Linked DNA regions of Homo sapiens: all the other regions are linked to region 1. The links are chromatin loops, found by intact Hi-C in ENCODE. Cell type or tissue: dorsolateral prefrontal cortex. All regions are shown on one strand. Region 1 overlaps ZMIZ1 (zinc finger MIZ-type containing 1). Region 2 has its middle 210 kb from the start of ZMIZ1-AS1. Region 3 overlaps LOC105378379 (a long non-coding RNA gene). Region 4 has its middle 310 kb from the start of ZMIZ1-AS1. Region 5 overlaps ZMIZ1-AS1 (ZMIZ1 antisense RNA 1). Region 6 has its middle 310 kb from the start of LINC00595. Region 7 has its middle 140 kb from the start of ZMIZ1-AS1.

The links. Hi-C counts contacts between places; a loop is a spot of excess contacts. Peaks named below come from ENCODE experiments on the same cell type or tissue, not always from the same donor. Only the 100,000 strongest peaks of a DNase experiment are listed, where the experiment ranks them.
Region 2: it touches region 1 in a loop (3-fold over the local background); 43 of 110 quality-filtered maps call a loop at or near these places.
Region 3: it touches region 1 in a loop (5-fold over the local background); 40 of 110 quality-filtered maps call a loop at or near these places.
Region 4: it touches region 1 in a loop (2.8-fold over the local background); 9 of 110 quality-filtered maps call a loop at or near these places.
Region 5: it touches region 1 in a loop (6-fold over the local background); 56 of 110 quality-filtered maps call a loop at or near these places.
Region 6: it touches region 1 in a loop (2.5-fold over the local background); 6 of 110 quality-filtered maps call a loop at or near these places.
Region 7: it touches region 1 in a loop (3-fold over the local background); 23 of 110 quality-filtered maps call a loop at or near these places.

The regions. Positions count from the first base shown.
Region 1 is chr10:79,193,461-79,197,460 of GRCh38, reverse strand. All of the region lies in intron 4 of ZMIZ1 (zinc finger MIZ-type containing 1), which reads right to left. Among named protein-coding and RNA genes, the nearest start is that of ZMIZ1, 130 kb to the right of the region's middle. RefSeq lists an enhancer at 1,567-1,656. In dorsolateral prefrontal cortex, CTCF peaks have their summits at 203, 402 (motif pointing right), 1,647 and 1,851 (motif pointing right); DNase peaks (open chromatin) are centred at 420, 782, 1,870 and 2,250; H3K4me3 peaks cover 599 bases; H3K27ac peaks cover 1,442 bases.
Region 2 is chr10:78,854,952-78,858,951 of GRCh38, reverse strand. No RefSeq gene overlaps it. Among named protein-coding and RNA genes, the nearest start is that of ZMIZ1-AS1, 210 kb to the left of the region's middle. In dorsolateral prefrontal cortex, no CTCF peak of the experiment used is centred here; a DNase peak (open chromatin) is centred at 2,321.
Region 3 is chr10:78,655,779-78,659,778 of GRCh38, reverse strand. The region is part of intron 3 of LOC105378379 (a long non-coding RNA gene); the gene reads left to right. Among named protein-coding and RNA genes, the nearest start is that of LINC00595, 390 kb to the right of the region's middle. In dorsolateral prefrontal cortex, a CTCF peak has its summit at 2,032 (motif pointing right); DNase peaks (open chromatin) are centred at 2,028 and 2,848.
Region 4 is chr10:78,754,726-78,758,725 of GRCh38, reverse strand. No RefSeq gene overlaps it. Among named protein-coding and RNA genes, the nearest start is that of ZMIZ1-AS1, 310 kb to the left of the region's middle. RefSeq lists enhancers at 1-492, 493-1,131, 1,771-2,409. In dorsolateral prefrontal cortex, no CTCF peak of the experiment used is centred here; a DNase peak (open chromatin) is centred at 1,795; H3K27ac peaks cover 1,175 bases.
Region 5 is chr10:78,973,364-78,977,363 of GRCh38, reverse strand. The region is part of intron 5 of ZMIZ1-AS1 (ZMIZ1 antisense RNA 1); the gene reads left to right. Among named protein-coding and RNA genes, the nearest start is that of ZMIZ1-AS1, 92 kb to the left of the region's middle. RefSeq lists an enhancer at 2,669-2,718 and silencers at 3,100-3,589, 3,760-3,829, 3,870-3,989. In dorsolateral prefrontal cortex, CTCF peaks have their summits at 2,426 and 3,271; DNase peaks (open chromatin) are centred at 2,553, 3,103 and 3,603; H3K4me3 peaks cover 1,607 bases; H3K27ac peaks cover 2,380 bases.
Region 6 is chr10:78,578,233-78,582,232 of GRCh38, reverse strand. No RefSeq gene overlaps it. Among named protein-coding and RNA genes, the nearest start is that of LINC00595, 310 kb to the right of the region's middle. In dorsolateral prefrontal cortex, a CTCF peak has its summit at 2,065; DNase peaks (open chromatin) are centred at 2,032, 2,408 and 3,223; H3K27ac peaks cover 2,234 bases.
Region 7 is chr10:78,925,712-78,929,711 of GRCh38, reverse strand. No RefSeq gene overlaps it. Among named protein-coding and RNA genes, the nearest start is that of ZMIZ1-AS1, 140 kb to the left of the region's middle. In dorsolateral prefrontal cortex, no CTCF peak of the experiment used is centred here; no DNase peak of the experiment used is centred here.

The DNA of each region.
Region 1 (4,000 bases):
CTGGGGTCAGGGACAAACCATGGTGTGGAAGACAAGGACACAGAGAGCCCAGAGCAGGAGCAAGACAGTGCCACCTTCAGCAAGGCCATCTCAGTTCCTGGTGCCAGGCCCCATCAGAGCCAAAGGACCCTGGTGGTCTCCCAGGCACCATGTGATACCCATGCGGCAGTGAAGGCCTGGGTCCCACGTGGGGGCATGGGTGAACACTGGTAGCCAGGGTTCCAATAGAGAATTCAACTTTCACAGCCAGCCAGGACAGGGAGACCCATCCCACAAAGGCCTGGGTTGGCTCAGCTCCTAGCTGGAGGAGACAGAAGAGAAGTACAAAGAAACCTCATGCCCGGCAGGCCTTCATCCTGCTGTCGGCAGGCCACTGCCCACCAGGACAAAGGGCCACCGGTGGCCCAGGCAGCCAGCAGGGGGCGCTGTTGACAAACCTAAGTGACCTGGGGGCCAGACCTGCACACTGTGGAGGTTCCAGGTGTGCTTCCAGGCCCTCCGTCCTCTCCCTCACTCCAGTGAGCACCCAGGTGTCCCCAGCCAGGATGGACTTCGAGTGGGCTTCTCTGGTTTCCTGGCCTTGGTTTCCCCATCTGCAGAACAGGATGCTGCAGAGGGGCAAGTCAGTGACCCATAAGGGTCTACCTCTCAAGAGGAACTTTCTCCTGACATTGTGTCCGGGGGCAGAGCCCGGTGGGCCTTGATAAATGCTTGTTGCCTGGAAGCCCCAAGCAGGCACAGGAGCTTAGATCCACCCAGCTGGCGACCACAGGGCTCAGAGGCAGTTCTTTTCTGTTTAGTCATAGCGGGGGCCCAGGTCCTGCTTTAAGAAGTTAACAGCAAACTGGGAGATGGGACTGTCCACCTTCGGGCTGGCCCCACGTGGGGTCACGGGCAGTCTTGTCTGGAGGCCGGCGGCTGGACTGAACTGGCTTCTGGACAGAAAGATTCCTGGAATATTAAGGGCCGAAGGTGCTTTCAGGTCCCCTATCTACCCGCTCTGCCTCAACTGGTTTTACTCTGAGGAGCCTGGGGCCCATCAGTGTTTTGTTCAAGGCCAAGGGGCACTGGGCTGGGTCCAGGTCCCAGGGGGGCTTTGCTCCCAGGCAGGGCTGCAGCTCACAGGAACCGAGGGGTGAGTGTCTGGGCTTGCAACACCTGTGAGACCCAAGGGTGGGTAGATGGATGGCAGGAGGGACATCGCAGACCACAGGGACAGCGCTGTGTCCTGTGTTTCTTAATAAAAGAACAAATGGCTAGCGGATTATGGAGGCACCTACAGGTGAGGTGACATTTTTAAACTGTTGAGGTCAATGATGGAGAACTGCGGTTACTAACCCCAGGAATGGAGGAGATGGAGGCTCCAGTCTCTGGAGTAAAAGGGTCAAAGGCCTAGAGAGCAAAGGGTCTCAGGCATAAAGAGAGGAAGGGTGCGCTGAGGGAGGCATGCAAGAGACAGCTTGTTGAGGGGCAGGCTGGGATCTTCCATTTGTTCTACACCTGCTATGTTCAGGCACCAGGCCAGGCCCTATGCAGTGCTAATTTTCTTCATCCTTAAAAGGCTCAGAGAGGTGAAGCAAATTGCCCAAGGTGACACAGCCGGAAAGCTGCTGGGCTGAGATTCAAACCCTCTACCTTTCCAGCTGTTAATGTGCTGTTCTTTGCACTCCCCATGACTGGCAGTCAGAGCTTCCTGGTAGTCCCCACCTCCGGCTGTGACTGGGCCCCAGGAGATGACCTTCTTGTTCCACCCAACCTGCCCAAATCCAGTCACTTACATCACTGGGCTCCCTGCACACCGGCCACCTTTGGGAGGTGACACGCACCTGGTGGCCAGCAGAGGTCGCCCTTCGCCACAAGAGCGCCACTCAGCTGGGCCGCTGCCTCCGCCTCCGGGCTCCTGGACTCCTTTAAGCCTTTACAAGTCGCTACAAATCCTCCGTGGCTGCAGCTCTATAGCCGGAGAGGCCGGGCTCCCGCCCAACAGATCACTGTCGGCCTGGCCCCAGGTGCACCCGTGGCCTCAGCCCTTCCTACTGCCCCTGAATGGGGGGTGAGACCAAGCAGGCTACCCCCATCCCGGCTCAGGACCCCCGCCATGTCTCCTGGTCAGAGCAGCCAGGAGCCATGCAAAGCTAATCAGCATGGGGGATCAGGACCCTGCTTTGCTGAGTGAATAGGGCAGAGAGCTGGACCTCCATTTCGCTGTCTGCAAAGCACAGGATCGGGCTGGCCAGCCTTTGGCAGCCTGTCAAATACCAGCCTCTTAGGATTCCCTGTGAGGAGCTCCGGCTGTTCAGAAAACACCATCCCCACAAGAGGAGAATGCCTGCTTTTGAAGCTGCAAAGCCTGTCCCAAGGCAGGTCCATGGGGAGGCTGAAGGCCCGGCAGCCCCGGGAGCTGTTCTTCCAGGGCAGCCCAAGGCCAAGACGCTGCCCCTTTCACAGCTCTGTGCTTCTTCTTGCACCTTACGCTTGGCTGGGCTTAGTTGGGCAAATGGAAGTTTTTGGATGGTAACATGGGGTCAGCTCGGTCTTCCCAACTCCCGTGGGACGTCTTTCGGGACCAAGCTTCCATTTACACTTCTCACCACCCAGCAGAGCGAGGGTGTCTATGCTTAGCGGCGCCTGGTGCAGAAGACTAGTTCAAGAAAAGTTAGCGGCTATTATGTATAGAGGGCTGCTTGGAGGATAGAACGTTGAGAGCTGAAAAGGCCTGGGAACACCTGCCTCATGCCCTCATGCAGCAGGGTGGGAAGCGGAGGTGGGGAGAGGAAGAGGACACGGAGGGCATCGTGAGCAGAGCTGGGCTGGAGCCCCTCTGACAGGTCCAAATAGAGCCCTGGATATCTCTGGGCTGCCAAGTCAGCAAGGAGAGAAGCATCTCAACGGTCTCAACGGCTGGGGGAGGCAAACAGCCCTCAGGGGGCTCCTCACTGGACACAGGGATGAGGTGCTTCTAGCTGCCCCACAGAAATGTGGAGCTCCACAGGCAGCTAGCTCCCAAGGGTGGCAGCCAACCGAACAGTCAGCTGTCCCAACACAAGTGTTTTATTTCCCACCTTTGAGGCCTCACTAGTTCATCAGTCCACATAATGCACACGCACCCAGAGAGAGGCGTCTGCACAGCACACGTGTGCATAGGCACATACACATGTGACCCCTTGCATACTTCACAGCAGGTATGTGCACATGCTGGATGCCAACACAGATGCACTTGAGCACACACATCTCATGACAGCTTGCACAGGCAAGTGGGGGTCCCCGGGGAGCTGTGTGAGCAGTGGTGTGCAGAAATGATTCAATCACCATGCACATCTGCAGCTTAGGTCCCCTGGGGCAAGCGGTGCCAGTGGCAGGAGTGGGCAGCTCTGCCTACAGCCCGCGAGCAGAGGCTGCGTTCCAAGACACAGCCAGAAGGGAAAGCCTAGGGGTCCAGAGGACATCCCAGACAGCCCCTTCATCAGCCTTAGACTCCCAAAGGGACAAACTTCATGAGCCCTGGGCTCAGCAATGACCTGCCAACCTGCACATGTCAGCATCAGTTGGGATCCTTTTCGGCCTGGCCCCTAGCCCTCACTACTCTCAGTCACATCCCTTGTCCCCAACGTGGGGCTGCTCCCTGCCTCCCGGACTGTGCTCTGAAGATCGCACCTCCATGTCTTTGCCTCTGACTGTCCCTCTGCCCGCAATGCCTGGACACCTCCCATCCATCAGGGTATGGCTCAACTGTCACTCTTTCGTGCTCTTTCTTGGTTTCCATCCCTATCCCCTCCATGTCGCTGTCACACACCCCCATCGTAGCAGCACTAGATGAGGGCTGACTCCTTGCAACTGTCTCTCCATCAGCTGGAATGTCTTCCAGTTACAGATCCCTTAGTCTAGCCCAGGGCTCCGTACTCAGCAGGTACTCATTAGATGGGTGAACAGGCAGGTGGACGCACGCCCATTGCTGGGTGTACATGAGAACCAGGGTGGTGAGAGCTGAAAAACCCATCAC
Region 2 (4,000 bases), 340 kb after region 1:
CTGGCATAGAATTAGGACCGAGAGTCCAGAAATAAATGTTCACCTTTACGGTCATGGGTGCCATTTTCAACAAGGGGACCAGGATAACAAAATGGGGAAAGAGTAGTCATTTCAACAAATGGTGATGAGACAACTGATTTCCACATGCAAAAGGATGAATTTTTACCTCTACCTCCCACCACATATAAACATTAATTCAATTGGCTGGGCGCGGTGGCTCACGCTTGTAATCCCAGCACTTTGGGAGGCCAAGGCGGGTGAATCGTCTGAGGTGGGGAGTTTGAGACCAGCCTGACCAACATGGAGAAACCCCATCTCTACTAAAAATACAAAATTACCTGCGTGTGGTGGCGCATACCTGTAATCCCAGCTACTTGGGAGGCTGAGGCAGGAGAATCTCTTTAACCCAGGAGGCAGACGTCGTGGTAGGCTGAGATCATGCCATTGCACTCCAGCCTGGGCAACAAAAGCAAAACTCTGTCTCAAAAAAAAATTTTTCAAAATTGATCAAAGACCTAAATGTAAGAGCTAGAACTATCAAACTCTTGGAGAAAACATAGGTGTAAAACCTTCATGATCTCATATTTGGCAAAGTTTCTTAGATATGACACCAAAAGGACAAGTGACAAAAAAAGGAAGTTTATCAAAATTAGAAAATTTTATGCTGCAAATGATAACCATCAAGACAGTGAAAAGAAGACAAACAGAATGAAAAAAAATATTTGCAAATCGTATAGGATTGGTAAGGAGCTTGTCTTTAGACTATATAAAGAAGTCTTACAACTCAATAATAAAAAGATAACCCAGTTAAAAATGGGCAAAGGATCTAAATGGACGTTTCTCCAAAGAAGATACACACACGGCCAATAAGTACATGAAAAAATCCTCAACATCTTTAATCATCAGGGAAATGCAAATCAAAACTACAAAGAGCATTTCACACCCACTAGGATGGCTATAGTAAAAAAGACAGACAGACATCCTCATTGACAAAGATATATAGAGATTGAAGCCTTCCTTCATTGCTGATGAGAATGTAAAATGGTGCAGCCAGTTTGGAAAGCAGCGGAATTCCTCAAAATATTCAATATAGAATTCCAATATGATCAAGCAATTCCTCTCCTAGGTATGTAAGCAAGAGAAGTGAAAACATATCCACACAAAACCTTATGCACAGCAGCATCATGCATAGCAGCATTATTTGCCATAGCCAAACAAGTAGAAGCAATGCAAAAGCCATCAAATGGTGAATGAATGCATAAAATGTGGAATATCAACACAATGGAATATTATTTGGTAACGAAAGCAATGAATTTCTGATACATGCTACTACATGAATGGACCTTGAAAACATCATAGTAAGTCAAAGAAGCCAGTCACCATATATTGTACAGTTTCATTTATGTGAAGTGGCCGGAATAGGCAAATCTATAGAGAAATAGATTGGTGGTTGCTCAGGGCCAGGGGCAGAGGAAGGGGTGGTGAGGAGATGGACAGTGACTGCTAATAGGCATGGGGTTTCCTTTGCGGTGACAAAAGTGTTCTAAAATTGAACTGTGGTGAATGTCATGCCGCTGTGTGAATGTGCTAAGCAACATTGAATTGGACACTAAATGAGTGAGCTCTATGGCATGTGAATTACACCTCAATCAAACTACTGTGAAAGAAGTGGCAGGTCCTGGGGAGGGGCATCTCCTTTAGATGGGCCAAGTGCTCCTGGACCACCAAAGTCCCTACCTGGCTTTTCACCTGCTAAAGTTACCTGCCTGGTCCTTGTCAATGCCTGAGTTTGCAAACCTGGGATTAGAGGCTCACTGAGGACACTTCTTGGTCCTCTTTCCCAAAGATCTATGAAAGCCATTTTCTTTCCTCCTAAGAACAATCACCCTTGCTGCTGCTCACCTGCTATGCAAACTTGGATCCTTCCCTTCTCAGGGTCTCAGTTTCCCCAAGGGTGCAGGGAAGTTCTTGGACTGCCTGTCACTTAAAGCCCTTATAACCCTGGCCTTCTCTTTGGTTTGAGCCCAAGAGCTCCTGGCCCCCACTACCCCTTTTCCACCCTGTCTTTGCTAACTAAAAGCCTCCGCGGGCTTTGGTGGGTACTGTGGGGTGGGAGGGGCCTGGGGTTGGGGGTCAGCATGCATGTCACCTGCCTGAGAGGCCAGCTAGGTGACTGAGGGCATTCTGAGGGCACTATCCCACTTGGCCAGGTCCCATTCAGAGCAGAGCACTCCTTGGGAGCCAACCAGTTTCTCCCTGGCTACAGGGCCAAGCTGGCCCCACTCCATGAGCCGGGCCTTGTCACAAGATAGGGCACAGCTGTGAGGCCACTGGTGCAGCCAGCTGGGCTTCTTGGAGCAGAGCAGAGAGGCACCAGAGAGCTGAACCCTCCCCAGCAGGGAAGAGGACAGGGAAGGCAGCATCCTGCTCCCCACTGTGTTTCAAAGGACTTGAAAAGCCAAGTTGTGGGTGAATGGGAGGGAGCAAAGTAAAGCCACTCCATGAGCAAAGCTCTTACTGTGTGCAGCACTGTTCAAAGTACTTTCCTCCTCTGTCCTAACCTCAAGAGGAAAGTGCAGTTATGATTGTTGCTTTTCTTATGATCCCTGCCTCACAGGGTAGAACACAGAGGGGCATAGTAGTTGGGGATCTTTCCCAGGCTTCTCTCCAGGAAAGTGGCAGCGCTTGGATCTAGAGTCCACACTCCCTACCGCCCCACGGACTGAGGATTTTATTCAAACTTTCCCACTCACTTCTCCCCATCCCCTGCATTCAGAGGCTGGAGTGGCCAGGGATGGGTTTGTTTTCCAGTGGATCCATCTGGGGGAGATTCTTGAGGGAAGGAGATGGTCAGAGGGCTTGGTTTCCTGCTGAGACCAAGACCCCTTCAACTGAACACACTGTTGGCAAGCCCACCCTTGCGGGGTGACGCAGACGCTGCACCCAGGCAGTCTCAACTGTGCCATTTACTGTCTGAGGAACCTTGGGCAGGCTGCTTCACCCTTCTGACCCTGACCTTTCTTGTTGTAGTGATGCTTATCCATGGAGCAGTGAGGGTTAAATGCAATAATGTTTGCAAACCAAGTTCCCTGCAGCCCCTGGTAGTCAGAAAGCCCTTAACGCAGACAACAATCATAACAATGGCTATGGCTAGCATTTTACATGATGGTAAAATGCACAGGGAGCTGTCACTAAGACTGTGCTCCTGGTAGCACAAGACTGAAGAGACCCAGTCTTTGTCTTCACTGAGGAGTGGAAGGAATGAGCCCCTGTGGGCTGGCCCGCCGCTAGTTCAGCTGGAACATGGAATTCACCTGCCTGCCTCATCTCCCACTGCACCTTGGCTTCCTCTGCGCTGGTGTGTTCCCGCCCTGCACATGTGTTCCTGCCTCCCCACCTGTGTTTATGCTATTTTCCTTCCCCTCCCCTGGAGGGTCTTCCCTTCCTCACACTCCTAATGAGACACTTGTCTACAGCATCAGCAGTTGGGCTGATGGGCTCCACTGCACCATGGTTCGTAGCCTGTGTGTGTGTGTGTGTGTGTGTGTGTGTGTGTGTGTGTGTGTAAATGAGAGGGAATACTTGTCTGGGGGTAAATGAGAGGGAATACTATGGGCTGGAGGATCGAGTTGATTTAGGAGTAAACAAAGTCTCGCAAGGCATTCTCTAGGCCACAAACCCAGATGCCTAGAGGGGTCAAGCAGAGTTTTGCTATTAGCAAGGCAGGGAGGATAAGACACACAATAGGGAGTAGAGGGGCCTGTGGCAAAATAGAGGGCACAGACCCTGCCTAAAAGAGCAACTGCCACTATTTCCAGTTGATCCCCTGTGAGAAAGTGCCTCCAGAAAGGCTTGATATTTTAAATTTTCAGGAGGAAATGGAAATCTCTATTTCTATATAAAATGCACTGGTTTTTAAAAGCATTGCACAGGCCAAATAGAACTGTGCAATGCCTTAAAATTTTCACATGCAGGTCTAGGCTGCGGGCCATCAGTTTGA
Region 3 (4,000 bases), 540 kb after region 1:
TAAATACTGCATGCAAATATTCTATATGCAATATGCAAATATTCAAGACATTTTTTACAATGTTGGGTTTTGTCCTTGTCCCTAAGGGAACATATTAATGCAAAGTAAAACACTCTGTTCAATTCTGCTGGTTTAGATGATGGCTCATTCTCCCAGGAAGCTCTATTTTATAACCTGGTGTTAAACTTCATTAAATACAAATACTCTGGAGTTTATCATCCTTTATAGGAACCTAAGCTTCAGAATTACAACATTTCAAAGTTTGGGCTCCCTTATGTTTTAGAAAAGTAGAAATAGACTCTACAAGGGGAAGTGACTTGTGAAAGGTTACCACATGAGCTAGAAGCAATTGCAACCCCAGGTAAGCTAGTCATGTCTAGCCTGGGGCCTTTTCTCCAAATCAGCAACTCCTCATTTCTTTTCTTGGAAACTTAAGCTCCAGCATGCTGAAGTGTTTGCTCTTGAATTCTCTTACCTCTGGAAACCAGGAAACTCGATGGATTTTTGTCTTCTCACTTATTTGAGAAGATGCAGTTTGTTGAAAAGAGAATATATGTCAACAATCTGAGTTGGGTGTTTTATGCCAAACAGAGGATTCAGCGTGTTTTATGCCAAACAGAGGATTCAGCATGTTTTAGTGGGATTTGAACTGGAGTCCAAGCTGGGCACAGTCCTCTCTCTTTCTGCAACTAATGAGAAAGGAAGTAAAACATGCTCGACTGTAGGCAAAAGTCTCCTTTCTGTTGTACACACAGGGGAACAGGTGCCAGGCCATGGCCCTGACAGTTATGCAAATCAGTTGTGCAGATTTTAAAAACAAAAACAAAGGTAAACTGACTCTATCTGAGCATAACATTTTATGCAACATGAGCATAAATAACAAGATTCTTCGCTTCTTACTCTCTGGTACTCACGCAGGTGACAGCTTCGGCAGCACTGTGGGCGGAGCCATAACAGACTGGAGCTTGTGGGTCCGGCTTCTAAAGTTGCTCCTCCTGTGACCTTGGACAAGTCACACTTCCTCCTGTCTGATACCTCATCTGCTCTGTGGGGGATGTAGCTGCTTGCCTTTTTATAAGAATTAAATGAAAGACTGGAACCAAACATTCACTCCAATATCTTATTGCTACTCCAGGGCAGGAACCAGGCTCAGTGCTGTAGATGAATGTGATGGTCCTTTGCCCACAAGGGACCCCCCCACCCCCGCTGTACTGGGCACTCTCACTCCAGATTCTGTAATAGGTGTGCTCATCACGAATCCCAGCAAAGTCCTTGCAAAAGAGCACAGATGTGCAATGCAGGCATTTGCGATTCACTGAGATGAGGTGTTTGTTCGTTCTGGGCCCACATCAGAGACCTGGGTTTTGCAGCCATTGTGTTCTGGGGTCCATGAGCTGAAGAAGGGATTCTGTGAGTGATAGTCTGGTTTGCTTGAGCAAAGATCTGAGAATCTGCCAGGTAAGGTTTCAGACAGATTCCTGAAACTATTTTTAAGAAGAAGCTACTCTAGTAGTAAATGCTAAGTGAGTGTGTCTCCAGTGGGCAGGTCCTGGGATTGGCCTCCAAATGTGACAAGGAGACTTCAAGAGGCTATCAGGGGACATGGTGTTACAGTTAACATAAGCAGTACAGTGTTAGAGGATCTTGAAAGGCCCGGGCCTCCTCACTTCTATGGTGACACCAGAGAAGGCAACCAGGTTTAGACATCTCAGAGATCAAATGGTTCTATAATCACCCCCAAAAGGTGGCTAGAATGTTTTCTTCCAACCTGGAAAGTAAAATCCTAAATTCAGAAAAGACACCCCCCCCACCCCCCACCCCCACCCAGAGGCATCAGAACAGAAGGCTTGGGATGGGCTGTAGATGTCATCTGGACCATGTCTAATGTTCCAGGTGAGGAAACTGAGGAAGGAGGACTTGCAAGAGGACACACAGAGAGTTAGTAGCAGGGCTGGTTCTGAAACCCGACAAGCTGGAGAGAGTCAACCCCTGGAGATTGAGCTCTCTGAACACCAGCCAGTAGGGGGAGCTCCGTCTCACGGGTGGTGCTCAGTGTCTCCTGGCAGGGGACAGAGTGCCCTGGTTAGAAAGTGGGTTGAAGGCGCATCTGTAAATCCAAGGCTGACAGAGGAGGCCCTGTTGTCCTATATTTCTCCTCTGTAAAAGCCCCTGCCCACCCACCCCAACGAGTTCCTCCTGGGTCCCTGGGAACCATGAAAATTGTCCTGTCCAAGTTGAAGGCATAGAAGTGCCTCCTGAAACTTGTGAGTTTGTTACTCTCGGCTGGAACAATGATGGAGCATTACCTGTCTAAGCACTCTCAGGGAGAGCATTGGCAGAGTGGCTTCCGGGTTACGGGGAGGTGGAATTCAGAGTGGGCATAGGAGGGCATTTTTAACCAGAGAAACGTGTCCATTCACCTTTGCAGACATTTACTGAGCACCTACTATGTGCCGGGCACAGGACTTTCACCATCCCAGACAGCTAATCAATGCCACGGCGGACAACCTTCCTTCTGAATGTCAGCCGCCCAATCCTGGGCTTTGTGCTGGCTCTCTTTCTTCCTCACTCTCTTTCTTTCTTTCTTAAGCCACCAACAAAACTCTGACCTCTCCCCACACACACAATGCAGGCAGTCACTCATGCATTAACAACCACCAGGCCCCAAAGGTCGTTTCTATGACAACCCCGGGGTCCTTAATGACCCTGGCAGGCCAATGATTTTGTTTTGTTTGAGAGTGAAGGAATAATAAGTCAGTCCAACTCGCTCGGGCGCTCGCCTCTCTCCCCGTCGCCCCCCTCCGCCGCCTCCGCTGATATACTGTTCATTATCTGGCTGCTGCATCAGCTCCAGAGACGGGGCGGCAGCCAGCTCTGAAAGACAAGAGCCTGGCTGCAGACAAAGAGCTGTAAAGGACCGAGTGTGCCCTGCATCCAGGGCTGCCCGGGGTTCATTAATTCCATTGCCCGCTAGAAAGGAGAGTGGGAGCAAGGGCCCTGGGGTCCTTGGTTCCTAGAGTCCAATGGCACCAGCATGAACCCCAAATCACCGTGCAACTCTTCAGAAAGAAGCGTGTGTAGGGCCCTGTTGGGAGACCTCTCTACCCAGGAGGTGTGCCCAACTCGCCGCCAGCCAGCACAGCTCCCGAAGGCGAGACGTATCATTTTAATGATGGGTTGAACAAGGCAATTAATGTGCAGCCCCACCAGCTTCCATATGGATCATCAGTAACTCGGGAGGCTGGGCCTGATCACCCAGACAAAGGAGGGCAGCATGGCGTCCCAGCTGATTCCCGTCCACTGGCTCCGGTGGGGCGTTGCCCTCTGGGTTCTCCAGTTCCGGATTTCTGGTTCTACCCTGAGAAACTTCCTGGGGAGGAAGCTTTCATTGTCTTCTGATCTTGGGGCAAATAGGCCTCCAGCTTGTCACATTAATTTTCAAACGCGATGTTCGGCAGCGTGGGATTTTGCTAGCAGACACTTGGAATTATTTTTGTTGTGTGTGCACAACTGAAATCCCCTAGAATAAGTCATTATCCTCTTTAAAAAAAAAAAAAATCAGCTCCTACTGGCTGCCTGGTGGCCCAATCAGCTGACTCATTTTCCATCTTTCCCTGAAGTAATTAGCGTTTTCATTTTTCCCAACCTGCCTATTAGATAAACTCCAGGATCCCATTCAGTGGAAGCACATTTTTGTGAGTTGACTTGCCTCAGCCTCTCCCCAAGAAACAAAAGAAGAAATCTGGAGAAAGGCACAAAGAGATGTGTGATTTAGGCTCCTGTTCTCTGACATGGACTGTTTATTAATCAAGGAGATCGATAAAGGGGGGTGTGCTGTGGCCAGGGTAGGGGGGCACCGTGGGTGGACACCAGCATCAGCTGTTGACCCTAGCACAATAATGGAAAAGGGTATTTGGTCATTCAGTAAACAGTTACTGAGCACAAACCCTGGGGTGCAGAAACACAGTGCTGCTTTTAACAGTGGCAGCACCCGCTCATC
Region 4 (4,000 bases), 440 kb after region 1:
TTGTTTGGGGACTTTTACACTTATTCCAGAACATGCAGTCAGCACCCAGTGACTATCTGTGGAAGGAGCGAACCAAGGAATGATGTCTCCAGCTCCAGTGCTCCAGAGTTTCAGATGTGGCTCTGTTTCATCCCCATCCTGGCTGCTCTGGTTCAGAGAACTTGGGTGGCAGACTCACTGCCAGCAGTGGGGAGCAGCCCCTGCCCCACACGGGCCCAGCCTCAAGGTCCCGGAGTAAGCACTTCTTGCTCCAAGCCATCTTCTAGAGAGATGGGAGACAGGGAAGCTAGGAGCTTCTACCACCATCTGAGTCACTGTGGATGGAGAGAGCCGCTGGAGAGACAGGAGTGCAAGGGCCTGGCGTGGCTCTGCAGCTCTGGAGACGTGGGACAGGCCACTTGCCTTTCAGGGGTGCTATGGCAGAGCCTACCCCGTTGGCCTTCTCAGCAGTTTGCCTTATGTCTAAAGCTTCCTGGGCCTGCAGCACAGGGTGCTAGTTTTGCCTATGGGGGCAGCCAACCCTCTACCAATTAGGTTAGAGTTGGTGGTGTACAACCCATTCCTCAGCGGGTCAGCCTGAGACATGTCCTCCCCAGCCTTGCAGACTGTCCCGAGGGGGAGTGAAATATAAAGATGACCTATTTACGAATCCATCCTTTACATGCTTGTCTTTGTTCACTGTCTTGATATCGGTGTTCCCACTGTGCCTCCACGGCCTCCTGCCTCCTGTGTTCTTGGCTCCTTCTCAGCCTGGCTGCCTGGCCCTCACCCTGAGCCTGGGGAGAAGTCAGGACCTTTCACTTGCCGGCTCTGGGTTATACGATGATCTTCTGTTCCCAGGATTCAGCCTTTTGCCTAACAGGAGGACCAGGAAGTGAGAAAAAAAATTAAACAGCTTTGGGCTGGCTTTGGGAGGAGTGGCAGGGAGCTCCCTCCAGCCTCCTGTGAAATGGGTGTGCTGGCTTTATATTTCGAGAGAATGCTGTCGGACGAACGGGTAAAGGGCTGACTCATCAGTTGTTAATGGCCCTAACACCCAGCATCTGCGAGCCCTCCTGGGACGTCGTCGTAGGGTGATTTGCTTTTCAGGGCTCTGACATCAGAGGCCTTGTCTCTGTCTGCTGGAGTGTGTCATGCTCTCGCTCTTCGCAGGAAAACTGCTTAATGCTATGGCAAAAGAAAAGTAATAAAATATTCATTTGCCAAGGCTAGAGGGTGGAAGCTATCGAATCCTCCAGGAGAAGGAGTCCTAAATTAAAGACACGCACAGACCCGGATGAAAGCACATGGCCACACAGCAGACATTCTTAGGCACACAGCACGTATAGGAAAAACAGCCTCCCATGTACCCAAAAGCATCTGCCTGTGCACACACAAAGCCCTGCGTGTGCAAGCACACATGTACCCATCACACACCTATGCAATACACAAGCCTGCACTAACGACACACCCACGTCACGATGTGAAGACACACGCACATTGCACAAGCCTGTGGAACCCTGCTCCATACACACACACGCACACACCTATACCTATTCCCTCACCGTTGTAATTAAAAGTGACATCTTCCTAGCTCATCTACTGGGGGCGGGAGAGCCCATCAAACCGGCCCTGACTTTTGAACAATAGCCGCCTGTCTGGCTGTCCCGAGGAAGCCTGGCTCTGTCAGGCAGAAAGCAGATGCCGTGCTGGGGGAAACAGGGGAAGTGTGACTCAGAGGTGAGTTACACAACTTGGTTCTGCCTGTCTGCTGTGCCCAGGAGGAGGATGGGGGAAGCTAGCAAATGGGAAAGCTGAGAGGCTGCTGCACTTCTGGAAGTTTCCACATCATCAGCCTGGAGGAGGCTGAGGCTCCCCGAGGGTGGCATGAGGAGGCTGCTGCGCTGTCATGAGCAGGAACACATGTGCTTGATCACATGGGGCGCCTTCCCTCAGAGGGAGGGGTGCTGTGGCTGTCACCTTCTCGCTAAGGTTATAGCCTTCCGCTGACCTGCTCCTGCCCATCTGGCCTGCTGCCACAGGGCACCACCACGCCTATGTAGACAACAGGTTGGCCCCAGGCTTGGGTTGTGGACACACAAGTTGGCCTGCATCTATAAAGATGCTGCCTACTGATGGTTCTAGAAGCCCTGACGGAGTAGCTTATAACTAGAGGATTGGTGCCCAGACCTGAGATTTTGGAAACGATCCCAGCTCACAGATTTCCTGAGAATGACAATGTCCTGGCTCCCTGGGATGTTTTTTTGTTTTCTGTTTTTTGTTTTGTTTGTTTGTTTGTTGTTGTTTTTTCATACCATCTATTCTACAAACATTGACCAAACATTGACTAAGGGCTAGGGCCTTGGGTAACATAGCTGGTTGCTGGAAGGATCTCACAGTCTGTGAGGGAGGCAGGCAAGGGCCAAAAGTGACTGCAATTTGCTCGTGGAGCAGCTGACTCTAACTGGTTTTGGAAGGTTGAGTTGGCTGGGTAAAGAAAGAGGTATGGATGTGAGTGGGTGGGAGATGGGAGGATAGGAGGGTGTCAAAGAGGGAGAGTTAAATTCTGAGGAGAGGAGTAGCATTCTCACAAAACTGCTTTCCTACACAGATCACTGTAGACCCGGGCTGGCAAAGTACAGCTCACAGGTCAAATCTGGTTCACTTTCTGTTTTTGTAAATAAAGTTTTATTGGAACCCAGCCATGCCCATTCATTTCTTATCTCCAGAAAACTTGAGTAGTCACAGCATGGCCCTCAAATCCCAAAATATTTATGATCTGAGTCTTTACAGAAAAAGTCTGTCTGTGTTCTAGACCCATCCATGAATTCTGGAACCCAACGCAGAATTCCAGAACCAATCACAAAATTTCTACAGCCTACTGTAGTAGTCCAGAATCCAGCATGGTTTTCTAGAGCTCCCTGGAAGAGTGACATTTGTATAGGGATTTAGAAGTTTACAGTGAGCTTTTGCATCAATTATCCCATTTAATCCTCCAACAAGCCTGTGTGAGGTTAATGGTAATTTTATCCCAATTTTGCAGATGAAAAAACTAAGACAAAGGGAAATTAAGGGACTTGCTGAAGACCGCATGGCTGGGAGACGGCTGAGGTCAGGCAGCCTGATTCTAACATTCCATGCTTTTTCCGCTGTATTATCCTACAGATGTTTCTCCGTCACACACTGCACTACTTAGCTGCCCTCCCTGACAGTCATTTCCCCCTTCTTTCTAACTCCCACTGCCACCGAGGAAGTCTTTGGAAGTCTTTTGTCCACTGTGGTGTGTTAGTGGGGAGACAGGGTTTGGAGAAGCATCAAATTTCCTTTCCGCATCTGTTTGCTGGTGCCCAGTGTACCCTGGGATGCTAACTAACAGTGACAGCTGATCTTCAATCGGCTGGCATGTGAGAAGAACCACTGGGTCAGGTAATTCCAGTTCACCTCTTCAGAACTGCATCCAGGAGGCAGCCCCGGGTGGCAGGGATGGTCCTGCCGGAGCTGCTGGGCACTCCTGTGGGGGATGTGATGGAATCTGCCACGTCCCTCACCTACCCACCCCAAGCAGGGGCAGGCACCCTGAACGACCCCTTCTGAACACAGGGCTTGCAGCCTCCTTGCTCATTGGTGTACACAGGAGCTGCTCTTAATGGAATTACACCTCATTTATTAGATACGAGGACCTAAGATGTGGCTGTGTTATATTAGGCGAATTCTGAAGGCTCCCACCCCTGGACACACACACACACACACACACACACACACTCATTTCCTGCAGCTCTGAGGGCTGCTGGCTGGAGCTCTGCATGCTGTGGGTAGCACATTTAACTCGATAACATATAATATACGATGGGATCATATTTAACAAGGAAAACAGGGCCCGAATGGACAGAGGAGCAGTGTGGCTGGGTTGCCATGGAAACCCCTTGTTCGGAATTTCCTGACTCCTAGGAGATTACATTTTCAACCTTAATGCTGTATTAACATAAGCTTTGGCACTTAATGTCTCTGTTTTTCACCTCCC
Region 5 (4,000 bases), 220 kb after region 1:
TGCTGTAGGCCAGGGAGAGATGGGCGAGGTTCCAGAGCGGGCCTGCCCAGCACCTCACTGCAAGGGTGGGCTGGCAGGCTGAAGAGAGACCTTCCTTACCCTCTGATTCTGGACAGAGGATACTCAGGATGGGTGTGGGGCTGTGTTTGGAGGCAGGGCAGGGGCAGCAGGTCCCACCAAAGGGCCTTCATATTTTGACGAAGCCAAGTGTCTCTGGGAATTGAGGTTGGCAGAGGGAGAAGGGTGAAGGTCAGTGAGACAAAGAACCCATGAGGGAAATGGGAGGCCGGCAAGCAGGCAGAGGACTTTGGGTTCATGTCCACGGTGCAGTTGAGACTGGAGACCTCATGTTGACACTGGCGCCAAATCTTCATGCTGTGGGCCCTTGCCAGCCTAAGCTTGCCGTGTAAAGAGTGTGGTTGGGTTGGCCCCTGTTAAGTCTGGCTGGGCGGATGAAGGGAAGGATGGGGGTACTAAGAAATCAGGGGTGCTGGTGAGAGGGTCATTCTGATGACCAAACCATTGGAGCAGTTGGAGAATGTGGTCAGAGGGAAAGAAGAGATGTTGGGGTTAAGATGGAAGAGGAAAAGCAGTTTCGAGTGGTGGCCTGGGATTGGGGGCTGGACTTGAGTAGGCTAGAGGGTCCCTGGAGAAGGGTGCTGGAGGTCCGGGGAGTCCAGGTATTGGATGGGTCACCCACATGGATGCTGAAGGCCATCAGCTGCTGGCAGACCTTGGACAGGGAAGGAGAGGCAGCGACCTGAGGCTGGGTAGTTCAGGAGCAAAAGATGCTGGCTAGGAAGGTGGGATCCAAGAGGTTGGGAGAGAGGGGAAAGTAGTAGAATCAGGAGGCATGAACCCTAAATGAGAAAAAAAAATCCCATTCTAGGGCAGGGTGCAGTGGCTCATGTCTGTAAACTCAGCACTTTGGGAGGCTGAGGTGGGCAGATCACTTGAGCCTAGGAGTTCGAGACCAGCCTGGGCAACATGGCAAGACCCTGTCTCTCAAAAAAAAAAAAAAAAAGAAAGGGTCTGATGGCCTCACAGTCTGGAAACACCCCTAGGGATGTGAAAGGGATGTGGGGATCTTGGGAACCACACAAGGGAGTGAGATGTAGGAACAGAAACAGCCGCCCCAGAGAGGATAGAGGAGATGGGTCACCAGCGGCAAAGCCTCCATCACAAGGCTGAGGACAGAGGGGGTGCTCTTAAAGGAAGTGGGGTCCCAGAAGGGCCAGTGGGGAGGTCTGGGAAGGAAGGTCGGTGAGGCAAAGCGCAGTGACAAGGGATATGACTAAAGGAGGGTGCACTGTGAGCTGTCAGCAAGGAAGCAGGGGTGGGTGGCATGGGGCAGGGTTTCCAAGAGGCAGGGGTCTGTAGGATGAGTGGGAGTTTCTCTGGTGAATACAGGAGGCAACGGGCAGGGAAGAGTGGTCAACAAGCGGGAATTCATTCGTTCCGCAGACACTCACTGGGGCTTCCTATGCTTGGGATGCATCAGTGAACAAAGTGGCAATCCTCACTCTTGTGGGTCTTACACTCTAGCTGGAGGAGGTGGGGGACAGAAAACATCACAAATACGGTCAGAGGTGAATTGTAGAGTGTGTTAGAGGGCCATGAGGCTGTGGCCAAAAGAACAAGCTGAACGGAGCCAAATGGAGTTGTGCAGGTGGAGGGGGCAGGGGCTGGGGGAGCCACTTTGAAGTCGCCGCATAGTGGTCAGGGCAGGCCCGCGTAAGGCTGGCACTCTGGGCCCATGTAGAGTTCCACCCAGTTTGACAGGAACGGCAGTGGGGCTGAGGATCTTGGGAGAGGTGCCTGTATGGTTACTCTGCTGGGTGGTACATGGGAAAATCTCAAGACAAGAATCTTCAGGTTGAGTGAGAAGGGATGGGAAAAGGAGGCAGAGAAAGCAGAAGAAAACCAATATCCACGGGCACCTGCCGAGGGCCAGGCATTGCCCTGGGGACGGCCTCTTGAATTGGTCTCTCCTAACCCTCAAGACAACCCTGTGAGTTAGGAAGGAATTGTTCTTATGGGTCCAGTTTATTTGAAAACAATAGCACCATCAACATGAGCTAATGCTTAGTGCTGTCCTGAACAGTTTGCCTGGATTTTCCTAATGCACCCTCCTGAGCTCCCATTGAGGCTGGTGTCACTGTCTCCACTTTCCAATAACAAGTCTGAGGAAGCTGGGAAGTGTCAGTGCAGTGGCCAAGCTCGTGGACCCCGCAGCCAGCCTGCTGGGTTGGCTTCCCTGCTCACCAGCTGTGTGGCTTTCGGCAATTCCTTAACCTTTCTGGGCTCAGCTTCCTAACCTGGAAAAGAGGAGAGTAAAAGCACCTGCTTTGCAGGGTCGTGGTGAGGATTAAATGAGGGAATATATGGAAAGCACGCAGAACAGGCCCCTGCACCTAGTGGGCGCTGTGCAAGGGTGCGCTGCTGCTATAGTACTATTCCTGCCCCAGCTCACTTAGGAGAAGGCTTTGACCTGGAGCCTGGTGGGACCGACCCTCGCCTCTTCCCGGCTGACACTTTGCTCTCTGTGGTTCTGGACTTGCAGAGCCAGGCTGGGGAGGAAGGAGCTGTGTGACTCCCACCGGGCCTGCTCCTTTGCGGCAGGCATGTGACATATTGTGGCGTGATGTGTTTTCCCCTCATGGTGCAAGACGTGACTCAGAGGGGCATGCTGGGGAAATGAGTTTCTTGGATTTGCCCACCTCATCGCCCCTGCATTCTTTTGAATTTCTCTGAATCAGACTTTATATCTGGCTCTGCCATTCACCAGCCTTATTTATGCAGAAAACAGCCCCACATTTCCAACTTGCTCCACAGCAGTAAAGATTCATCTTTGGCCCGGGGAGGGTAGCAAAAGAGAGGAGGGAAGGGGAAAAAAAGGAAAAAGAAAGAAAAAGGAAGGAAGAAAGAAAGAGCCAGCAACAATCAAAACAACCTTTTTCTCCCTGTGTAATCTGGGCGGCTTCCAGGAGGATAATGTCTTTCCACCGTGGATCGCCCCCTCCCTCCCAGGCTGTTTTCACAGGAAGTAAACCCTGGAGCATTTTCAATGTGCCCCTCCAGGCAGAACAATGAGGCCCTTGAAGCCTCGGAACCCGCGCTTCCTCCAGTTATCCGGAGCCGCGCCGCTGAGGGGAGCCATCTCTGGGGAGGGGGCAGGGGGGAGGGGCGAGTCTGCAGGGCGTTGCGGAGCCGCACGAGGGAAGCCCATTAGTCAAATAATAGGTTTGGATCCGACTGTTTTGCCAAGGTACCCGGCATTTACCCGCTCCCCGATTGGGGGCGGGGAGCTGGGAGGAGGCAGCGAGGATCCAATTACGGCTGCTACTGCCCGGTCGCCGGGAGGTGGCGGCGGGCGGGCCGGGCCGGGCTGGGCCGGGCGGGGCCGGGAGGAGCGGGGATCGGGGATCGGGGATCGGGGATCGGGAGCGCAAGCCTCGGGCCGGCCGGCCTGGAAACACCGCGCCCCGGCCCCAGCCCCGGCCCTGCGCCCCGCGCGGGCTCCTCCCTCCCCACCGGCTCAGCTGCCTCATTGTTTATTGTGGAGCCTGCCTCTCCCCTGCCCGCCCGCCCTCCCGCTCCTTTCTCCCCTCCTCCCGAAAGAAAGAAGAGCCAGTGTGTGGAGAGAATGAGTCATGAATAAACAAACAGCGTGGGGGGAGCTGTCACTCTCAGCTCACTTCCTGGCCGCGCTCCGCTCCGCGACCTCCTGGCGGGGCGCAGAAGCCAGGCTGGCCGAGGTGGGCGGCGGCTGCTGGGGCTGCTGGGGCGCGCGGCCCAGCTCAGTCGGGCCCCTCCGCGGGGCGGGACTGGGCTGGGCTAGGGTGCTCAGGACCCCAGTTCCCAGGCCTGTCTTTGACCACAGCCCTCACAAGCCTCAGGGCCCTTAGAGTAAGCGAGCGTGACATGATGTCCCCAGACTTGTATGGCCGTGTGAGCCGAGGGCTGTGGGCCGGACCCTTGGGTTGGACAGAAGCCATCT
Region 6 (4,000 bases), 620 kb after region 1:
GCTGCTGCTCTTTGATAATCTATTCAACTCATTTGGTTCCATCGTTAATAGACAGCTGTGTATTCTGTGATGATTACAATATACATTAATCAAAGACAAGTTACGCTGAGAGTTGAAAATTACACTTCCCTTTTTCCCCTTTGCAGAAAAAAAAAGAAAATATTCCACCACTCAGTGACAAGGAGAAAGGTGCTTAGAGTCGCAGAAAACAAGCAATGAGCCTTTCTGAAAGCTCTTTCTGAAAACAATGACAATTTATCCTGAAATGTCACAGTATCATTAAAATTGTCAAAACAAGAATGAGGATCAGGGAACTGGGTTGGAAAAAGAGTGTCCATAACTTGCATAAGATTCTCTGAGGAGACTTTATCCTCCCAAAAAACTTTCAGAAGTTTCTAGATCAATGATCTTCCAGGTTCCTCTTGGTGTTAACCAGGTGTAATCTTACATTTAACCAGCACTGGAGGATCTTCAAAGTCACAAAACCAACAAAGGCCACTGGACACTTCTCCACTTAGTATTCAAATGAAATTCACCAAGTATTGTTTCTTTTTGCATCCCTGCACAGGACTGGGGCCACTTATAATGACACATAAATGTGCATTAGGAGAAAAGGAGTGAGACTAGTGGGAAGAAGGCCTTCTGGGCTTGGGCTCAGATCGCTTGATTTTTGGGGGCTAGGTTGGCCTTAAAGGCACAGAATTGCTTCACCTTTCTGAACGTCGACATTGCTATCTCAGCAATGGGAAGAGCAATATTTACCAAACAAAGGCAAATCAGGGACTATAGTCAGCAGTGGGGGTAAAATGCTCCATAGAGTGAATTACATCATACAAACACACAATATTGCCCCAACAAAGCAGCTGGCAAGGTGAGGATGGAAGTGTGAGTTCCACATCTAAGTGCAGAGCCTGGGGCCAAGGGCTTTGAATGTTGACTTTGCCACTTGCTAGCACTGTGAACTTTAGAAGCTTAACTTTTTTCTTCCTCGGTTTCTTCATATTTAGACTATGGTCATAATAGTACTTACCTCTTAAGGTCATTGTGTCTCAGGGACACTAGATTAATTCATATATGTAAACAGTTAGATCATGCCTGGACACAGTGGACACTGGGTGTTGGTGATCACCACTATTCACAATCTGCAGTGGAATAGAAAACTACATGCACAAAAACCGGGGGCTAAACATCATGTGTTACAGCAGGGACCACCTCTATTTTGTTCAATCCTCTCTCCCCTGTGCTTATCTGATGTTAGAACACAGGAGATCAGCAAAAATCCTGAATAAATGCACATCAAATGTAACCATTGACTAAGTGAACATCAAATATAACTCAGAACTTCACAGCAGCCCAGCAGCCAGAGAAAGGAGGCAAACATCTTGAGTCGTACAGTTCTCAACAGTTGATAAAAAGAAAGACATACATCCCATCATCAAAAGGTACAAAGTTTTTCCTAGTGCCAATTTATAAAAAGAATGTATCACTTGGGTCCCAGGTTGGTGCCAAATACTCTAATGGATCTAATGGATCATGTCTTCAATAGGAGTTAACTAGAAGATCCAGAAATTTCTTCATCTGACTTTGGGTAACAGCTGGACCATAATATTAACAAACATCTCAGAGCAGGACCTAAATAAATAAGGTCAGGACGGGTGGCTTCTTTGGTCACTTTCATAATATAAGGACCAAACTCATCCATCCTTAGAGTGGAGGTTCTTAACCCATTTTAGAGTCAGAGACCTCTTTAGAGAATCTGATTTAAAAATGAATAAATAAATAAATAAAAACCAATAACTAAAGCCTCTCTCCTAAGAAAAACATACCTGCTCTCAACATTTTGCATACAGCTATAGAGGGGTTCATGGATCCCTAAATCTCATTTATTAATCTATTAACCCGCTAGGCATCTATGAACTGAAAACTAAGAACCACTTAGAGGGGTGGCTGGAGAGATGGCCCTGAGATGCCGTGTGTGGAAACAGCCTTTCAGTGTGCAGTGGTGCAGAAGCGCAGCCATTGTTCTCCACTGTCTCAGCTGGGCTTCCTGCCAGCAGTTGGCTCCAGGCTGAGCTCTCTGGCAAGAGCTTGGAGTATGGATAGCCTCTTTTTCATTGAAGGACAGTCCACATAGTTTGGATCTAAATAGGAAAGTGGTTTAGACAACCGCCCTTTTCACCACCTTCTCAGGGAGTCAGGTCATGGGCCTAACCACCTGATGTCACCAACATCCTTTAGAAGCAGTTTTGGAGGGTTCTCATGAGCTGCAGGTGTGAGGAAGACCCTTCCAGAGCAGGAGTACCTCATCATCATGGGTCTCGGCCATGGAGAGCCATGCCTTAGAGAGACCACGACCTTTCTGGCAGCAATGGCTTCTGGTATCCCTGCCAGAGAACTGGGCAAAGCTGCTTCCAGGTCCCTGGGGAGATTTTCTTGATGAGAGAATTGCTAACTCTCCTCCTGGATGTGGGACCCGCAGCTGCCAAAAACAGACCAGTTTGGATGCGATACAAATTTTCTGCCACTCTTTCTGAGCAAAATTAGACAGTATGAGAATGCTGCTTTTGGTCCTTTCTGTAACACTGGGTGATATTGGCAACAAAGCAGAAAAGTGCCTGCATAACGGCACAAAATGCCTTTCTGGCCTCAGCAACATTCTTCTTCCCTGCCTCAACATATGCTCATCTCGTGCTCCAACTCAGGCACTCCCTACATGTCCATATCATCCCTTGGAATATGAGGCAGCTTCCATTGGTTTTAAGTACATGACATTCCTTTCACCTTTCAATACTCCTCTCAAATACGACCTGCTCTTTGAGCCTTATGGGGTATTCCCACCTAGGAGGCCCACAGCACATCCCATATCTGTTGGCCAAGGGCAACCGTGCTGGTTCATTAGAGCTGGTTCCTCATCCATGTCATGGGGACAAATGATGGCCCATGTAGAAGAGTTGTCACGAGGACTGTGTACCTTAGCATATGTAGAGTGCTTAGAACAAGGCCTGCTGCAGGAAGTCCATGAGTGCCAGCAGCAATGCTAACAATGATTATAGCCAATTAACATCCTGCAAGCACTTTCACGTCCTTTATCTCAGTGAATCATCATCTCAGGTCTCTGAGAATGACATTTGCAAGATGTTGAATCTGAGTCACCTAGAGGGGAACAACTTGTCCACAGATGCAGAGAGGAAGTGACAGGACCAAGGCTCCCCACGCAGCCATCCTCGTGGCTCCTACCAGTCATCACAGCGCCGTGTCTGGAAAAAGTGGGCCTCTGAAGAAGCACTGAATGGAAAGGGGAAAGCTGCCATGAGGGGAAGTTTGCATGTTCAAACTGCCTGCGTTTTACCAGAGGGAGACTTTGTGACAGCCTCTTTAACACCCTTCCTCACCCAAATACATTACAAACAATGTTGCCGCAGCAAATCTCAAATGAGTACATAATGATCAGCACTGACTACAAAGGTGTTACTGGGCCCACCAGCAAGTGACAATGTTATGAAAATCATCCCCTAAGAGAAGATGTCCCCATCCAACTTGAGGGACCAAAGAGTCACAGGGATGGAAGGACTCCAGGAATGTTCTCACAGAAAGGAAAACTCTAAGTCATGCTGGGGATGCTGCTGCTGCCTTGCAGAATGAGTGGGGCCAGAGACTGAAGGACCACTCAGATGTCTGTACCCGTAAACAAATCCTAGTCTCATTTCTAAAATCCAGAGCCCACCTCTACAGCTGCTTACAGGGGTCTCAGCTCTGTGGAGAGGCTGCTGAGGATCTTTATAAACCTGAGATGGCTGATTTCAGCATCAGTGTCTAGGGGAGGTGGGAACTTGGCTTTGTCTGGATATCCAGTCAATATTTATCTTTCAACTCATATTGAATTTAGCATGAAATTTTTTATTCCATACTACCTTGATTGGTATTTAATGAGGCATGAGTTGGATCTAAGAACCAAGTTAAACAACTTCTAGTTCTCTGGCCCAGGCCTATGTGTAGGGAC
Region 7 (4,000 bases), 270 kb after region 1:
TAGAAACAGGAAGCAACCTCAACCAAGGCCAAACTTGTCCATCCTTTTGAGCTCTGCACAAAGTCCTCCTGGGACACACCTTCTTGTCAGGCCTCCAGTCTTGCCTGCCCAGATCCCTTACTCCCTGGAGGACTGGCCTGAGAGAAGACAGCCCCCCAGCACTGGGTCCCTGTGCTCTTTAGCAGGGACAACATGGTCAAGTTTTGGGCAGGTCTTGGGCTGGGAGGCAGGGCATCTGTTGTTTGGTCCACCTCTGACCTGCCATGTGACTCCAGGAATGCCACTAAACCCTCTATTGAGGACAATTTCAATACTGACCATAGGTGGTCCGGATGCACCAGAAGAAATTACTGACATGGGCAAGTTTTGGAAAGTAATGTTATGCAAAAATTTAAAAACTGCTCTAGACATTTGATCAGTTGCTAATTCCCTCTCACAGTTTTTCTACTGATCACTTTCCTTATCCGTGAAAGATAAGTAGTCACAAAACCACTTGTGGAGCTCCTACCATGTTCTAAGTGCAGTGCAAATATCATCCTAACATGGGTGGTTTTTACAAGAGAAGGGACCAAGGCTCAGGGAGGTCGAGGAGGCTCTCCGTTTCATGAACATTGATAAAGGCCCTGCCATGGCATTTTGTTAGACTCAATGCTGGGATTTTGGCCCAAGCCTGCCCTTACCTCCACACAGTTGGGAGCCTGGTGTGACACAAGGGATCCAGCCTGGACTGTGTGCATCCTAAGCAAATGTTTTCCCCGCCGCATTGCTTGCTTGCTTATTGCAGACGAGATTTTTTCTGTGACCAGGCAGGGGCTTACAAGGGCTCTTCCTGATCTCTCCCCAAAGATGCAATGGAGTCCCACATCTGTAGCATGCCTCCCTGCAGCACTCAGCACTTACCCAGGCAGGCCGGAGTTGACCAGCCTTGGGTGCAGGCTCAACTCTGTGTTGCTTTTCTGCTCCGGGCTCTGCCCTGCAGTCCACCCAATGCTCATGCCATGCACTTCTTCAGCTCCAGCAGCTTCCATGGCTCCCAGGGGCTGTTGAATTCAGTCGGCCTCCTCAGCCCGGGGTCCCAGTCATCCTCAGTCTACCCCCACTGCCTTCTCTATTCTTTCCCAACTCTTCTCCTTGTGCCATGGACTCCCTGCAGATCCTGTGGCCACTGTGGGGCTCTCTTTGCCCATCAGGAGGGAAGGGCCAGATTTTCTCTCTTTCAGGTGTCTGGGCTGGTCCTAATCCCTCACCTCTTCTCTTCCTGAACTCTCTTCTCTGCCTCACCTCTTCTCTGCCTGAATCCATCCTTTGCCTGGCTGGTGTGCACACTCCCCTGCAGAGCTTTCCCCAACTGCTTGGATAGGAAAGGGGAATGAGACGCCCCAGTGCTAGGAAATGGAGCTTGTGGGGCTTCCTTAGTCTGAGCTGGAGCTTAGGTCATGGCTATATTTTACTGATGTCTGTCTATCTAAAAATGGCATTTTCCCACCAGAAGAAGCATTTCATGAACCAAAGCACACACCAGAGGCTTGCTATTGGGGTCACGGTGAGACAGACAGTGTGACCTTGGAGGGGGATGTGGGAGAGGTCATGTTCTTAATCACAGAAACATAGGCCCCCTGCAAGCATGCAACACTCCTTTATGGAATACCTTTGGGGTTCTAGGCTGGGACTCCACTCCTGAGGGTCAGAAAGGACCCTGAGAGGGTCTTTTTCCTTAATGGACCTAAGGGGAGAAAAACTAAGATGACCTCTGGTGTGCCCCCATCTCACCTGTCCCTCATCTTACTGTCCTTGGAGACTTTTCTTTTAAAGGGAAACTGAGAGATGCACCAAAAGCCAAGTGCTGCAATCCTGACAACCTGGTTCATTTGTGCATTTGTTCATTTACTTACTAACCCATGTGACCGTGCACCTGGTGCTGTCTGCGTGCAAGCAGCACCCAGAGCTGCCGCGGGGGAACCAGGCCAAAGAGCCACTGCTCACTGGGTGTTTCAAGCCACCCATCTTTTGCTGGTCATTTAGGAGATGTGGACTGGCCTCCTGGTCTCCCTTCCTGGGGCTGTGTGGGAGCCCCCTCTTGTCTCCCAAAGGTGAGGCTCAGCATGCCTCCTTCAGGCTCTTTCTGCCTCCACCCACTTGGCCAGCCCCTGACCCGCTCAGCTTCAGTTCAGGGCCCATCCTCCCCTGGGCCTTGGCAGTGTCAGCAGCCAGACCAGTTGCCCGGGTTGGGGTGGCATTCCTTGTGGCATCCCAGAGGACTCCACCTGCGGCTGCTTCTGATGGCTCCTGGGAGGGCCCCATGGCTTCCCAGTGTCCCAGGCGGATTACTCATCCATCCCTGGAGCGTTTATTCCACCGATGCTTAAGAACGCCCTCTGTGTGCCATGCACTGCACTCAGGGTCTGCTCCCCAGGGAACTTGTGCCTCTTTGGTAACATCTTCTGGTTCCCAGTCTCTCAGTGTGTCTCCCTCACCACTGATTTCTATGCCATTAATACCTGGGGCTGGGGACCCACAACAAATACTTGCTGATGAAGAGAAGGAGGACATTTGGGACAATTCTCCCAAGGAATCAACATTTCAGCAAGGTCTTAAAGAGGAGTAGGAGTTTCTTAGGCAAATAAAGGACTGGGAAAGGCCAATCTGGTAAAGGAACCAGCATGAACAAAGGCTTGGGGTGGGGGAGTGGCTGAGATTTTCCGTGTGCCTTCAGGTGAGATGACAGCATCCTGGGAGAAAAGGTGCAAGGGAGATTGACAGCAAAGGGGGGGCCAGTTGGGGACCCTGCAGAGCCTTGAAGGCCCCACTCGGGGATTTGGACTTCAATCTGCTAAGGGTCACTGGGGGTTTTTCAGAAAGGGAATGACAGCATTTTATTTATTTATTTCTTAGGTGGGTTACTGTGGGAATGGGTGGAACAGAGACACAACTCAAGAATGACAGAGATAGGAGAATATTTATATATAAGTCTTGTAGAGCCTCTTTTAAGATTTACATTTAATAAATCCCTCAGTAGTGATAAGGCAGCAGCAAACCTAAAAACAGTAGGATGGGGAGAACAATGGGTTTTTAGATTTTCCTGTTATTTACCTACCATCAAAGAGGCCACCATCCCAGAAGGACTTCCCTGTAATTCTAGTGGCCATACTTGTGTGTATTTAGCTTTACTTTCCTTTTTGCTGTCTCAGACTAATTTGATTTTCTCATCTTCTGTCCATGCAGCCTTCAGAAGATAATTATTCGGAAAAGAAGTGTTGGTCTTGTGGCTTCGTTTATTAGAGACACAGCAGCTTTCCTGGGTAAATGAGACACCTGACTTTTGTAAAGCAAAGCTGTATGCAATATTTGTCACACAATTATGTGCACACGTTTAGCATACCTGCCAGGAAAAAAAAAGACTTTGGGGGCTCTAAAGCTTGCCAGGCGTATTTATGCATGTTACAGGTGTCATGCTTTTCCCAGAGTCCTTATCTGTTTTGAAGTCAGTGGATGCTAGAAGTGAAGTCTCTACCATCGGCATTTATTGGTTGGCATCTGATATGAGACATTATCAATCAACTTAAAGGACACTGCAAATACACACACACACATACACACGAGCATGCTCTCTCCCACACACCACTGCCTGGGACTAAACCTCAGGCTGATGATTCAACCTATGGGATGTTATTGCTGGGAAGGATTTTGAAATCATCTAGGCCAACCACTCATGTTAAAGATAAGGTAACTCGCTGTAGCCTAGAGAGGAGAAGGGACTCGCCTACAATTACTCAGCAAAGGGAAGGCTATCGGGAGAGACTTGAAACCACAGTGGCTAAACCCCATTCCAGCAAGTACACAGCCAGGAAAATTACATGATAGTAAATGTTCTTACTGGGCTGTGCCCTCAAGGAGGGCTGTGTTGTTTTTTGCAGGGTTCCAATCTAAGCTATGGATTTCTACTTTGGACAATGTTGGTTATACCACAATTCTTGTTTCATAAAAGGAGCTGAACACATCT